2 separate regions of the Homo sapiens genome follow, and region 1 is linked to region 2. Evidence: chromatin contacts called from ENCODE Hi-C or POLR2A ChIA-PET data. All regions are on one chromosome and are shown on one strand. Each heading gives the region's core, a stretch centred on a gene start or an enhancer-like site at or near the end of the contact. The rest is flanking DNA. Distances are from core to core; before and after follow the strand shown.

Region 1 (7,507 bases), core at 4,043-6,542, 210 kb before region 2:
TTTTTATTCACACTGCATTAGAAGCATAAGCTTTCCTGCTGATAGCGTTGTCAGATAAAATACAGGGCATCCTGTTTTCTTGTTTTTGTGGCGTTTTTTGGTTGAATCTGGCAAACTTACCATGAGCCCCTATCCCAGCATGTAGCCAAGGAAACATAAAAGAGGAAAGAATAAATTTTCCTCCCTTTTTACCAATAGGGTGTGTCATGTTTCTGGACTGAACAGAAAAAATTGACCTGAGATGAGAAAAAATATATATATATGAAATAAAACAAGGTTTCTAAGGAGCCTGAGTCATGGCTCTAACCAGGTGCAAACAACAAGTAAGGCAATGGGAATAACTTTCCGGAGAAAGCCATGTTCTCCTTTGCTTTGAGAACTCCCAAAAGAATAACTAAATTTATAAAGTCTTGAACTTCTCAACTGGCTTTGCTCCAGTTAACAACACAGTGACATCAATGTTTCACGAGCTCAGTCCCAACTAAGTTGAATGAACTATTAACTGTGGATACGGAAGAAGGCTCAGACTGGGTATAAAAATATAGTCAATTTTAGCAACAACCAACAATTCAAAAGAGAAAAAGAATAAAAATAAGAATTCAACAAAGAAAGAAAAAGATTGGAAGTAAGACTGGATTAAGATCAAAGTAGAATGAGTGGGACAGAGTAGGCAGCTGGAACTCACAGTCCAGAGTCTTTAAGGTTTAAGCCAAAAGATGAGTAGACCTGCACAAAGTTCTGATGATCAAATGGGAAAGAGATTAAGCTGGGACTGCCTAAGAAAACACAGATGGGTTCTGTATGGAAAACGGTCCTGGATGTCCTAGTTCCCCAACTCCTCAATTCATTTATTGGAGCATCTACTGTGTGCCTAAAGTTGTGATTATCCCTGTCTTGGAGAAGTTCCTGATCTAACTAGGTAGAAAAGACATGCATGCTTGAAATTATTAGAGGTGAAACCAAGTATAGCTATGAAACAAAAGAGGAGAAATCCACGAGCTTAAAGTGTCAGCAAATCTGACGGTGGAGGCAAAATTTGGGATTAGTCTTGATGGGTGTGACAATGAAGGATTATAATATTTGGAGGTGAGAAATGAAGAAATGGGAAGTAGCAGGAATGCGAGTACCATGCTGAAGAAGAGACATGAGCAGAGGCGTGTGCTAGGAGCCATGTTGGAGGAGGAACTGACTCTGGAGCCCCTGGCCACTCTATCCGGCTCCCTTGTCATCCACAGTCTTGCCTGTGACAAGTGGTTCCAAGGAGGAGGGTTGCAACGCCCAGGCTCCCCCTGCATGGTAGGCCAAGCCCCTTTTGGGTTCATGGATTATTTGGGCTTGGAGCTGCCCCAGGACCCTGATCCCAGAAATGGAGATGATGATGAAGGTTGGAATCCCATGTGACAGTTGGTCCTCTGATTTGGGGGCAGTTCACCTCTCTGAGTACTACAGACATAGAATCTTCTCTCATAAATGACATGGGAATTAGAAGAGGCTTTCATTTGGTGCCCAGATGCACTCCCTTACCCTCATATTTGCTTTCTCCCCTTTCAGCGGAACCCCGGGTCATAGTCTTTCTTGTACAATTCTTCTGCCATAGGGGAAGCTTTTTTGAGCTAAAGGGTATTTTATTTTTATAAGATTGAGACTGAATGAAGAGGGCAAGTCTTATCTCAGTGAACAACAAATGGTAGAATTTTAGGCAATAGCAGAGGAAATATTAAGCTTATATAAAGTAGTCCATTATCTAAGGGTGTCTGAAAGGTACCTGGAGGGCATCACTTGTGTAAGGCACTCTCTGTCACTCAGATCTGCCCATCAACTATGAAAAAGAGTAATCTCTCTAAAGATGTTTAGAGGAGTGGAAATGATATACTATCCACTGAGGCTCCTGATTGGTGTTTTTCTTCATGGCTACCATCCAAAGGCCTAGAGAGCAAGAAGCACAGTCTTCCACAGAAAAGGAGCTCATTCTAGGTAATAATCATTACCTTACTTTGAAAGACCTATTCGTTTTTTTTTAACAACCCCTTTTGAAATGCTTACTATGTGCTGTCTTGTGTGTTTGTTAGCACTTGCTGGGGCAAGAAAGAGAGAAAGAGAGCAAGAGCAAGCAAGAGAATGAGCAAGGGGGAGAGACAGAGGAAGAGACACAGACAGAGTTGCCTAAGCAGTGATTCTCAAAACTTGATGGGTATAAGAAGCACTGGGAAGATTTTTGGAAATACAAACTCCTGGCCCCACCACTCAAAGATTCTGATTCAACGCATCTGGGAATAAGTGTGAATTGGTGTTTTTAGTAAGTGACCCAGTGGATTCAGTTACAGGTGGTCCCTGACCACACTGAGAATCACTGCAAAAGACAATAACAGGATGTGGAGGTCAAAAATAGGAAACCTTAAGTGGAAACCAAATGTGCTGAGACTATACATTGGTTAAGCAAGAATCACAGAGGGCTTAGTGTGCCAGGCCTAGGTGTGCCAGCTGATAGCAACATAGGACCACAGGTGTGTGTTTTCCCCACATTTGCAAAATAGTTCATTTGGAAGCCACAGGGAAAAGCTCTATATTTCAGGAAGGCAGATCAAAATGGCTGCAAGGGACGTGGTTGCCAACATTGGGGTTGCCATGACAACTGTAATGCCTGTGATAGTTGAGCTGAGAAAGCAGGCGGTAAGAAAGGGGAGGTGAAGAACCTGTGTTAAACAGCATGCCAATTGATTTATAAAGGACTGCTATGTCTGTGTTAACCCACGTTATATCCCAAATAGTGGTGAAGAAATCAAAAGGAAAGAGGATGGATACCTTCCAAGAATGACTTGCAGGTAATGGCTGGTGCAAAGCTGACTCATGAAGCATTATTTGTCCTTTTGTGGTTTTTCAGTTTGTTTCCAGTATTTCTAATATTGGAGACTCCACCAGATACTGAATGAATCAATCAAAAATTTGAACACAATATTCAAATGCAAGGATGATAAAGACAACTCCGGAAAACGACCACCACAGATTTTTATTTAATTAAAAATATTATACATGTTGTTGCATTTTCATGGAAAATATTGAGTTAAAAACACAAGCAGTGTTAATTTTCAGAAACCTTCATGCACCCCATTCTGCCACCTGCTGCCTTCTTCTGTCCATGGCATTAACCACATGTTTGTAAGAATTGGGCCCATCGAACTGGAGCTTCCTAGAAGGTCATACCTGTGGGTCTCCTGGAGTAAGCCATTGTCTTCAAGACAGTGTTCTGTCAAGTCAACTCAGATACCACCAGCTGTGGCTTCCTTGCAAACCATTGAAAGGAACTGGTGTAAAAGCCCCAAAGCACATGTCAACACCAACTCAGCACAATTCCACGCAATCAAGCACTGCTATGACCTCATCCAGTTTCCAAGCTAGTTAGCAAATGACCTTGTGTTCTACCTGGTGTATTAGTGTCCTGAGCTCCTCCACAAAACTTCCCTGGGACCCAAGGTGGAAAGACACTGCCATATAGTGTTTATATTCAAACCATTAACAAATACACAAAAACATACGTGGCTCTATGCACAATACTATCAAATTAAAATATATATATATATATATATATATATATATATATATATATATATATATATATATATGTATATATGCAATACAACCTTTAGCATCACTGGCTAAAACATAGCCATGTGAGTATTTTTGAAGCCTTGATGTAATCATACATTTGTTTAAGAAATAAAAGGCATAAAATTTAACTTGAAAAGATCATTTCGGCTATAAACGTCTCATACGTAAATATAAGGTGTGTACAATATAGTCTTCTCCCTCGCTCCCTGCCTTTTCCTTCTTTGGGCTGTGCCATTCCCTAACTTAATTCCTTGACCCACATCATAATGCTGCATCCCCATATTAATCCCAAGTGATGCTTTCACTGAAAGTGGAGCTGATGTGACAGAAACATCCCAGCTCTGTCTTTCTACTCCTTTGCTTTAAATTGTAGTACACGTAATTTGGGTTCCGCATCCAACTTTATATTAAAGAGAGATGAATTCCCCCCAAATGCACAAACAAATAAAAATAGCTGGATAGCAAAAAAGTTAGAATTGCCTCAGCTCTTGGAAATTGAAATATGGACTCTCTTCTTCATAATGGTTTCTCAATTGATGGGAATAAAATAAGGCTGAAATTGCTTTTCACATTCTGGCTCTGTTGGGGGCATTTTCACATAGACCCCTGTTGTAAGAGGGCTTCTTTTCTTTAGCTGTCAAACACAAAAAGAAACAGTAATTACTACTGAGGAATACGGAAGCCACTTCTAACCATAATAGAACTCAACACATATTGGGTCCCTAGCTGGTTAAAAATGAATGTTCACAGCATACAGAATTATAAACCTCAGGAGATTTTCTTGATTCAGCTATTAAAATTTATTTTAGATAAATAACTGTGATTTTGATGTTAAATGGCAATCATTTGCCTTGAATGGAAGATAGGAGAAAGAGACTTTGAGAAAGCTTCAGAAAGAACACCCAGAAAGCCTATGATAATTGATCAATCTTGTCTGCAAGGGAACAAGCTTGATAAGATAATAAGCTTTAGTTATCCTGTTTGAGAGCTGTATTTCTCATCCCCACTGCTGAACCTACAGCAAAGGACATCTCTGTCAGGTTGGGTAGAGGATGTTGGAATAGAGTATATCTTTGTGTATGTGTATAAGAGACAGAGAGGGAGAAAGAGAGAGAGAGAAAGAGCGAGAAGAAGGAAGAGGAAGAGAAGAAGGGAGAGAGGGAGAAGGGAGAGTTTGTAATGGCAAAGCTGGCCTTAGGCAGAGGTGTCTGAGAGGGACTGTCAAAAAGAAATCCTGACAGGAGGCCTGATTCCATAATTCTACCTCTTCTACCACCAATACCAACACCTGTGATAAATAAAAACTGGGACTTTCACTTCCTGGCTGAAGGGGAAGGCAAAACGTCCCAGTCAAGCAAACTGGATAACAGGGATAGGTGTCATGTGAGCAGCTACAGCTTCGACAAGGAAGGCACCAGAGTGGCACCCAGAGGTGACTTCCAGGTGATGGAGAGGGACATGGAGAAGGAGAATAAAGACCATCCAAGTGGTCCTCTCTAGCAGCATTCTGCCCAGCCTAATCTCATGTTTCAGGGCTGTTAGCTTAAGTACAGTTGTCATGAAGACAAAGAGCAAAACAGCTGCCCCATGTTATTGCAACGGTTACTCAAATTGAAACCCTGCTCAGAAGCACATGAACATTCAATGTCAAACAAATTCATCTAAAATATTAGTCATTCTGAAACCTCAAATGCCAATGCCTACGGTTCTAGTGCGTTCTTTACCACTGTCCTTCCTCTTCATTTATTGCCTCATCTCATCTCAAGAACACTAAACTCAACATCATCTTTTGGCCAGTTGATACCACTAAAGGTATCCCCATCAGACATGGTGCACCATCAGCACCACACTCACCATTTTGCTCAAAGAAACAGCTGTGAGGAGAAAGCTATAAAAAAACAACCCCGAACTAACTGCTGCAAGGATCCAGAGGAGGAAGTCAGAATCTGGGCACGGTTCTGGATCTGCAACAGAAAACAAAGCAGAGCCTCCCTGAGACAGTTTTAAACTCTAGGGCTCTACTCCCCAACATTGGTGAAAAAAGGACATTAGAGCTTCCAGGCCTTGAGGTCCACCCCTAAATTGCATGGGTAGCCCACCAATAGGTTTGGCTATTTGGGACTACTTCCCCAGGAGCATCATATCATATCAAAAGTACAGATCAAACGTCATGATGGTTAGCACTCCAGAGCGAGAGCCCCAACTTCCCCAAATCATTTTATTTTACAGTCAGAATGCTATTAAGGTTGCCACCCACAATAAGCAAGGCTACCATGTGGTACAGAACTCTTAAAGAGAATGTCCACAGTCCTAAAAGTAAACCTCCTGAAATTAAGGAACAAAACTGTTTTTGTGCATAGAAGACTGCAATGCAACAGGTGTCAACTCAGTGAAATGGCTTTGCTCACCAATTACATAAATCTGGGTTCCGTTGCCTATGCCCAGGTAGTATGGCGGTGGGTACATGAGCTCCACCTTGCAGATGTAGAGTCCCGTGTCCATGGCCCTCAGTCCTTGGATAGTGAGGTTCACTTGATTTCCACTGGAGGTGCCCGTGCAGATGGAATCATCTAGGAAGGTCAACTCATTCCCCATCATGTAGGTTGCCGCACAGACTTCAGTCACCTGGCTGTCAGCCTGCCGAAGCACTGTCACCCGGACCTCAGTGGCTTTGCCTGGAGATGCATACTCACACACAAAGCTGGCGATGCCTCGGCTGCTGGCCAGTACCACAGCAGGCTGGGCCACGTGCATTGCTAGCATGGAAAAGCCAAAGGGAACTCAGTGAACTCATGCTCCTTCATGGCCAAGCCCAGGCAAGCCCTTCTGCCTTCTAGCTTCATCCCCACGGCCTTTTCTCCCCCCTTCAACGAATCTATCACTTACCCCTTCCCCTCTCCACACCCCCAGCCTCCCCTCCATCTCTCAACTGTTTTCCAGCTACTCTCCATAAAGATATTTTCTTACTGAGAAATAGATTCTTCAAGATGGTTGTGGCAGGAAGAACACTGATATGACAAACAGAAGACCTGGCTCTACCATGAAATATGTGATTTGGGGCAAGTCACACTTCCCCCATGTCCTTCATTTTTTTCACATATAGTAAGAGATAATTAGATGAGATGATATGTTCTCTGGTATTCTAAGGTTATGATAGAATGATAGGAGCTATATAGCTCCGGAACTATAATGAGTGGTAGGGGAAATTCTGAAGGTTGAGGTACAGAATCTTGCTTTATCTCTCAAAGTATATGTCAAAAACTTCTGCCTACTTAGTGAGCTGGCCCTGAACCTCTGTCACCCAGGAGTAGCTGTGTCTTGATGCACTGTACCAGCCTCCGCCTTCCCTGGCATTGTTGTAGAGTGGAAGATGTTGTTAGATGAAGGAAGCCACAGAGCCGAGGGCACCAGGTCGCTTCCTCTCTAGGTTGAGGCAACCCTGCTGTTAACTCCTGTGGGCTTCCCCTGACACCACCGCTGCCTCTCTGCCCTTTATTTCTCCTTCCCTTGAACACTCCCATGCTCCTTTGTTCTCTTTTCCCACAGGATAAAGGAGACCAGCTCTCCATACAGAGAGGCTTGCATCAACTCAAAAATAGTGGCTGCATGCCAAATTACCTTCCTGTAACTAACCAGGCCCCTCTCCAGTCAGTCTGACAAGTGAAACTCAAAACTTGTGTTGCATGATGTCACTCATCTGCTCAATCCCTTTGACACTTTACTAACACTGATCGCAAAAACAAATACAATAAATAACATTCAATGAGTCCCCCATGATCCAATTCCAATCTATCACTCTGGTCTGAATTTCTAGGACACACTTTCCTGCTTATAAATCACCCTATATTAGAGACACTAGTCCCTTCCACCAAGCCACTTGCACGGGACATCTGTCCTCAGA
Region 2 (7,420 bases), core at 3,815-6,314:
ACAAAACCAACACTGCATGTTCTCACTCATAAGTGGGAGCTGAACATTGAGAACACATGGACACAGAGAGGGAAACAACACACACCAGGGCCTGCTGGGGGATGGGGGATGAGGGGAGGGAACTTCGAGGACAGGTCAACAGGTGCAGCAAACCACCATGGCACAGTATACCTTTGTAACAAACCTGCACGTTCTGCACATGTATTACGGTTTTTTTTTTTGGAAGAATTAAAGAAGAAAAGGAAAAAGAAAAAAATGCAAATTCTCAGCCTCATCCTCCACCTGCTGAAGCAGAAACTTCAGGTGAGAGGCCCAGCAATCATGTTTAAACAAGCCCTCCAGGAAAAGCTGATGCACAGTACGATTTGAAAACTATGACTCTAGGCCAGACCAAATAGTGGCCTGTGGAGCACAGCATTAGCATTTCCTGGGAGCTCATTAGAAATGCAGAATCTCAGGCCCCACCTCAGACCTACTAAATCAAAAACTGCAGCCGAACCAGATCCTCAGGTGATTTGTATATACATTAAAGTTTGAGGAGCAGGATCAAGGATCAAACTGAGAAACTTAAAAACCTAAACAAATAGGCAGAGCACAGTGGCTCACGCTGTAATCCCAGCACTTGGGGAGGCTGAAGGGGGCAGGTGACCTGAGGTCAGGAGCTCAAGACCAGCCTGGTCAACATGGTGAAACCCCGTCTCTACTAAAAATATGAAAATTAGCTGAGTGTGGTGGCACACGCCTGTAGTCCCAGCTACTCGGGAGGCTGAGGCAGGAGAATCGCTTGAACCCAGGAGGTAGAGGTTGCAATGAGCAGAGATCACGCCACTGCATTCCAGCCTGGGCAATAGAGCGAGACTCCGTCTCAAAGAAAAAAAAAACCTGATTTTATAAATATGTCACTGCAAAATTTACAACACACTCTCTTCCTCATATAACTCTCTCAATAACCTTGTAGATTAGGTATTGTCATGACCTCCATCTTACGTATGAGACACAAGGAGAGTGGATAATTTGCTGGATGCCACAAAGCCAGCAAACAAAAGAGCCAGGATTTCAATCTAGGTATTTTGACTGTGAAAGGTAGGCTCTTAGCCAGCACCTATAACAAGTTATTCTGATTGTAACTCCAGTAAGGTCTTTTTTTCTCTCTCTTTCACATCACACTGCTTCTCTAACAGCAATTACATTCATCGCAACCAATTAAGCCTTTCCCCTAAAACTAAAAATAATATATATCTATTTTAGTTGAACAAATATTTATGGAGGTCTATTTTTTAGCAGAGAAGCCTGACCTGTTGGAGCTTATAGTGCTAGGTTAATAAGTGTAGGTGCTCAATAAATATTTGCTGAACCAATGAATCAGTGAATAATTTTATTATAATATGCTAAGTGATTCAGGAGGAGAGATGAGAGCCCTGTATACATTCTGGGGCCTCAGACATTTGCTGTAAATGATTAATGCTGAGCTGAACCCATAAAGAGAGGAAGTGTCAACCAGACAAAGAATAAGGGAAAGAGGATTCCAGGCATGTTAAAGTGCTGGGGCTTTATCTGAAGATGACAATCACTAAGTACTTAAGGAACCATATGGTCACTCAAATAGATATGTGTGAACACATATACATAAACAGTTATACCAAAAAAAAATCAAAATACCAAGAATCCACTCCCCAAAGCCATTAGAACTTCCAGGGTGAAATAAACCACTAGGATTTAGATTATTAGCAACCATACTCTATGAGAATATATGAATGTGTGGTTTGTAATTAAGGTCTTGCCCCCCTGTACACAGGAATGGAGAGAAAGGGCTTAGTGGTCTGAGTTGCCTGCAGGATTCAGAGGGCCAAAAAGAGATAGAGGAAACAGAGCCCAGGCCTTGGAACCTTCAGAAAATAATGGGAAGCCCCCTGCTCCTGACTTAGTTTCAGTATCAACTCTTATAGAAAATAGGAATAAGAGGGACAAATTTGAGTGACACCATTTTTCTTTTTGACACATAAATGACACACCATTAAGATGCCTGCTCTTGAGAATTCCTCAGAAAGTGAAATTATCCTCCTCCTTAGCTTCATGGTTTGGTTCGTTTTGTTGGTTTTTTGTTTGTTTGTTTGTTTGTTTTGAGACGAGTCTCACTCCATCACCCAGGCTGGAGTGTAGTGCCGCAATCTCAGTTCACTGCAACCTCTGCCTCCTGGATTCAAGCGATTTTCCTGCCTCAGCCTCCCCAGTAGCTGGTATTACAGGCATGCACCACCACGCCGGGGTAATTTTTTTGTATTTTTAATACAGACGAAGTTTCACAATGTTGGCCAGGCTGGTCTCGAACTCCTGACCTCAGGCGATCCACCCACCTTGGCCTCCCAAAGTGCTGGGATTACAGGCATGAGCCACCACACGCAGTCATGTATGCTATTTTTTTTACATAGATTTCCTGGAATTTTTATTAATAATTATAGATACCCAAGCAATAATTTCCATATCTTACTGTCTGTAAACCATAAAGCAAATATATGTATTTTTTTCTTTCTCTCCTACTTTTGCTTACATTTTGCTTATCTCCAGATAATTCAAAATTATTAAATAGATTAAATAACAATATTTAGGGAGGGAGGGTTACTTGTATCCTCTGTTTTAGGTATCAAGGTATTTCCTCATCAAAAAAATCAAATTTTCTTAAGTTTATAGGGCTCCAGTATTAAAAGTATTTTTCTTGAGGCGTTTTGTAAAAAGGGCAAGTGTTTCACAAAAAAAAAAAAAAAAAAAAAAAAAAATCTTTGATTCCTAGTTGCCTAAACCAAAGTTCAGATTTGTAAGGCTTCCTCTTCAGTAGGGTGTGTTGGAATCTTGATGGATTGGGCCATGCAGCCAAGGCCCCCACAGTTGGGAGTGCAGGGACAGTGTTTTTTCCTTGTCCAAACACCAATATGAACTGGGGATCCTCAAAGAGAGACATGACCCAAGAGATCAGGGTCACTTGTCCGTCCAGCAGAGATCAAAGCAGGCTTCCTTCTGAGAAGCACCCTCAACATCCCAGCCTCTCCTTAGAGAACATCATCAACAGTCTGCACAGGGGCAGAAGGAAAACAGGCAAAGAATGTGTGCGGAATGGTGGTTCACTTCCTGCCAAGACATGAAAGCAACTCAAGAATATGCAACCACCTGCCACAGCCTTGTTTGTCCTTAGACTTTTTTCATCCACATCTTGGCATCCTCAGTCAAAAATATAATAGGCCACCCAAATATTTTAATAAAACATTTTCTAGGGCAGACTCAAGAGTATTAAAATTACCTTAAACCAAGCAAGCATAGCAATGAGAAACCTCATTTCAACTGCTCCTTATATAAAGACTTGGTTCAAAGATCAATTCTTGAGATTCTTTTTTTGTCATAAAAGCATGAACTGCATTTAGCAGAATTTTATGAACAATTTTTTTAATTATTTATAAATTTCTACCAATTTAATACAAATATTTTCATGGGCATGTATTTGCTGCAGCCTTAATTATATGAGCAAGTAGATATTTATATACACAGTTATGGGTCTATTTTTGAAACTGCTTGTGAAACGTTCTTCTATTTTACAAAGTCCTTATTCCAAATAAAAAGGATATAGAGAAGCCAAGCATGGTGGCTCACACCTGTGATCCCAGCACTTTGGGAAGCCAAGGTGGGAGAATCACAGGAAGACAGGAGTTCAAGACCAGCCTGAGCAACATAGCAAGACCCCATCTCTACAAAAAATTTAAAAATTAACTGGGCATAATGGCACGCACCTATAGTCCCAGTTACTCTGGAGGCTGAGGCAGGAGGATTGCTGGAGCCCAGGAGGTAAAGACTGTAGTGAGCCATGATTACACCACTGCACTCCAGCCTGGGTGACAGAGTGAAACCACCATCTAAAATAAAATAAAGGGCATATACAGGTTGTGCCTACATTGCACTGAAATTACTATTCATTTCCATTACCCTCAATGTTTGCAGACATTAAAAAACTGGTTGTTGATAGATAAGCAAGCATTCGATAAATATCATCTGCTTGATTTCCCACTCTTTAGAAAACCATGAACAAACATTTGATTTTTACCACTTGGCAGTTTAACATTTCTTGGTCATATAGACAAGTAGGTTATTGAAGAGACTAATATACTTGCATTTCCTCTTTTAAATATGACCTCTAAAATAGGCAGTTTGAAAATTATAATTGCCATACCATGTCAAGTGGCTGATCATCTAGTGTGATATTTTGTCTCTAAGTACAGCCCAAACATAGCCTGTGTGAAGCTATCGTTGTTCCCCATAATGGCAAAAAATAAATATCCCTCCTCTATTTCCCATCTCAGAAAAAAGAAGTGCAGTTCCCCCTACTAAAGGCAAACCCCTCCTTATATGCTCTCAACGCTACCTTCTCCCGTCTCCTCTGAGAGCTTTTGAGTCTTCCCTTATCTCAACCCCATTCCCACCCCACCCCCACCCATTTATGTACACAAATCCCAAATCATATAAATGTCTTATCTCAACTCTCGGCTACTATTTCATCTCTCTTCTCTTTATGAAATCCGTTGGACTCTACACTCTCTGCCTCTACTTCTTCTTTATCCCAGCTCAATCCTTGAAAGTTGGCTTCAAAACCCATAACTATAGACCAAAACATTCTTTTCTCAATGGCCTCTCAATGATCAAATCCACTGGCCCCTCCCCCACTCCTCATTCTCATCAGCTTCTCTTCCTGTCTGAAACTGATTCCTCATCCCATTCTTAGGACCTTCTTTGCACTGTCTGTCACTTCCCCTTTTCTAACTCTCGTTTCTTCATCTATCTCTGTCTCCCTTGCAGACCCTACTTTCTCTTCTTGTCCTGGGTATAAAGCATAATATATGGATCTACTCTCAGGCTTCTTATCTCTCTGGGCCTCATTTTTGAAGATCCTTTATAGGTAAAAGATCCCCAAGTGTGCCAGTTCTGATTTGAACTCCAGGTTCATATTGTTCACTGCCTGCTAGAGATCTCCGCTGACATACATCTCAAACTCAGTATGTCCAAACTCCACTTAACCTTCCTTTCAAGCCTGTTCCTCTTTTCCAGACACTAGGAAAAAAAATCTAGGAGTCATCTTCAATTATCTTCTCTTTCTCATTTCCCACATTTAGTTACAATGTCCTATATGTTCTTTTTTTTTTTTTTTTTTTTAGACAGAGTTTCGTCCATCACCCAGGCTGGAGTGCAATGGTGCAATATTGGCTCACTGCAACCTCCACCTTCTGGGTTCAGGTGATTCTCCTGCATCAGCCTCCCAAGTAGTTGGGATTACAGGCACTCACCACCACACCTGGCTAATTTTGTATTTTTTTTTAGTAGAGATGGTGTTTCACCATGTTGGCCAGACTGGTCTCAAACTCCTGACCTCAGGTAATCTGCCCGCTTCAGCCTCCCAAAGTTTTTTTTTTTTTTTTTTTTTTTTTTTATGAAGTCTCACTCTGTCGCCCAGGCTGGAGTCAATGGTGCGATCTCAGCTCACTGCAACCTCCGCCTCCTGGGTTCAAGCAATTCTCCTGCCTCAGCCTCCCCAGTAGCTGGGACTCCAGGCGTGAGCCACCATTCCCGGCTAATTTTTATATTTTTAGTAGAGACAGGGTTTCACCACAGTGGCCAGGCTGGTCTTGAACTCCTGACCTCATGATCCGCCCACCTCAGCCTCCCAAAGTGCTGGGATTACAGGCGTGAGCCACCACGCCCAGCTTCTATATGTTCTTTTTACACGTTCTCACTTTCACTATTGCCTTCTGTCTGGATTGTTCCAAAAGTCAAGAGATGGTTCTACATATCCAGTCTCCTTCTTTCCTGACCCCCAATATACCCTATACACTGCTTCCAAAGTAACCCTTGAAAATATGGTTCTTTATGGTGTCACTGCCCTGCAAAATGAAGACCCAATACCTTAAGATGCTATTCAAGCCCCTACAAAATGGCCTGCCTCTGACTGCACCTGCTCATGAATTCTTCACTGCAATAATACTGGATGCTTCAACTACCAGAGTACCACATTGCCACTGTCTATGGGTGTTACTTCTACCCAAAATGTTCTTCTCCAACTCTGGAACCCTCTCCACCCATTAAAACTAAGGAACATTTCAAATTCTGCCTCTTCTGTGAAAACTTCCCTGTTCTCTTAGAAATCTCTCCTTTCTCTATGAGACTTAGAACTCAGTGACATTAAGGTAAAGAAATGTCTTTGCAAACTTGCAAATGTGTGTGGAGAGTCTATGTTGCGTCAAACCTTGTATTCAGGATGTAGAGAATACACAGTCCCTGTTTTTCGGGAACTTCTGCTTCTTGGGGATAGAGAATGCTTAGCATACTAAATTATAACCGTGGCCAGGTGCGGTGGCTCATGCCTATAATCCCAGCACTTTGGGAGGCCGAGGCAGGCGGATCACCTGAGGTCAGGAGTTCGAGACCAGCCTGGGCAACATGGCAAAACCCTGTCTCTACTAAAAATACAAAAATTAGCTGTGCATGGTGGCAGGCACCTGCAATCCCAGCTACTTGGGAGGCTGCGGCAGGAGAATCGCTTGAACCCGGGAGGCGGAGGTTACAGTAAGCCAAGACATGCCATTGCACTCCAGCCTGGGTGACAGAGCAAGACTCTGTCTCAAAAAAAAAAAAAAAAAATTGTAACCATGTGTGCATTCTGTGCTACAGATACAGGGAAGGGGCACTGAACCCAGCCTGGGGTGTCAGGATGACTTTCCAGAGGAGCAACACTGGAATTGAAGAAAGAACAGTTGTCCAGACAGAGATAGGCGTGAAGAACATTTCAGAAGTAAAACATCACATATGGAAAGGCATGAGAAACCATGTTCCATTTCAGGAATTCAGGTAACTCAGTTGCCTGAAGTATAAAGTACATAGGGGGCCAGGCACTGTGGCTCAAGCCTATAATCCCAACACTTTGGGAGGCCGAGACGGGTGCATCACCTGAGGTCTGGAGTTCGAGACCAGCCTGGACAACATGGTGAAACCCCATCTCTACTAAAAATACAAAAAAATTAGCCAGCCATAGTGGCAGGTGCCTGTAATGCCAGCTACTCAGGAGGCTGAGGCAGGAGAATCGCTTGAACCCGGGAGGCAGAGGTTACAGTGAGCCAAGATCGTGCCACTGCACTCCAGCCTGGACAACAGAGGAGAACCCTGTCTCAGTAAAATAAAATAAAAGGCATGGGGGAGGCGGGACAAGAAGCTAGAAAGGCAGGGACGAGTTGCAAAGAGTCTTGAGTGCCTGTATCAGTTATCTGCTGCAGTGGTGCTGCATAAAAATCATCCCAAAACTGCGGCTTCAAATAATAGCCATGCCTGGTGTGGTGGCACCCACCTATAATCCCCGCTACTCCGGAGGCTGAGGCGGGAGGATCACTTGAGA

Evidence for each region. Hi-C counts contacts between places; a loop is a spot of excess contacts on that map. ChIA-PET counts read pairs that join two places held with the same protein, here RNA polymerase II (POLR2A). Pooled maps may share reads with other maps.
Region 1: a loop to region 2 is called in a map with no recorded cell type, with 11 times the contacts of the local background. The contact joins two enhancer-like sites. A Hi-C loop is called at or near these places in 1 of 168 maps with a recorded cell type or tissue (dorsolateral prefrontal cortex), 3 of 37 single-sample maps with no recorded cell type and 7 of 50 pooled maps. POLR2A ChIA-PET finds 5 or more read pairs at or near these places in 1 of 52 experiments (activated naive CD4-positive, alpha-beta T cell).

Annotation. Positions count from the first base shown.
Region 1 is chr2:203,869,441-203,876,947 of GRCh38, reverse strand. CTLA4 (cytotoxic T-lymphocyte associated protein 4) reads right to left here. Exons shown (of 4, transcript NM_005214.5): 2 at 6,015-6,362; 3 at 5,461-5,570; 4 at 2,983-4,240. The coding sequence ends at 4,136. Among named protein-coding and RNA genes, the nearest start is that of CTLA4, 5.4 kb to the right of the region's middle. RefSeq lists a silencer at 5,075-5,164 and an enhancer at 5,385-5,494. Within about 2 kb of position 5,292, at least 2 of the 41 ENCODE cell types and tissues checked have a DNase peak (open chromatin) inside an H3K27ac peak, as active enhancers do.
Region 2 is chr2:203,657,180-203,664,599 of GRCh38, reverse strand. No RefSeq gene overlaps it. Among named protein-coding and RNA genes, the nearest start is that of CD28, 46 kb to the left of the region's middle. Within about 2 kb of position 5,064, at least 2 of the 41 ENCODE cell types and tissues checked have a DNase peak (open chromatin) inside an H3K27ac peak, as active enhancers do.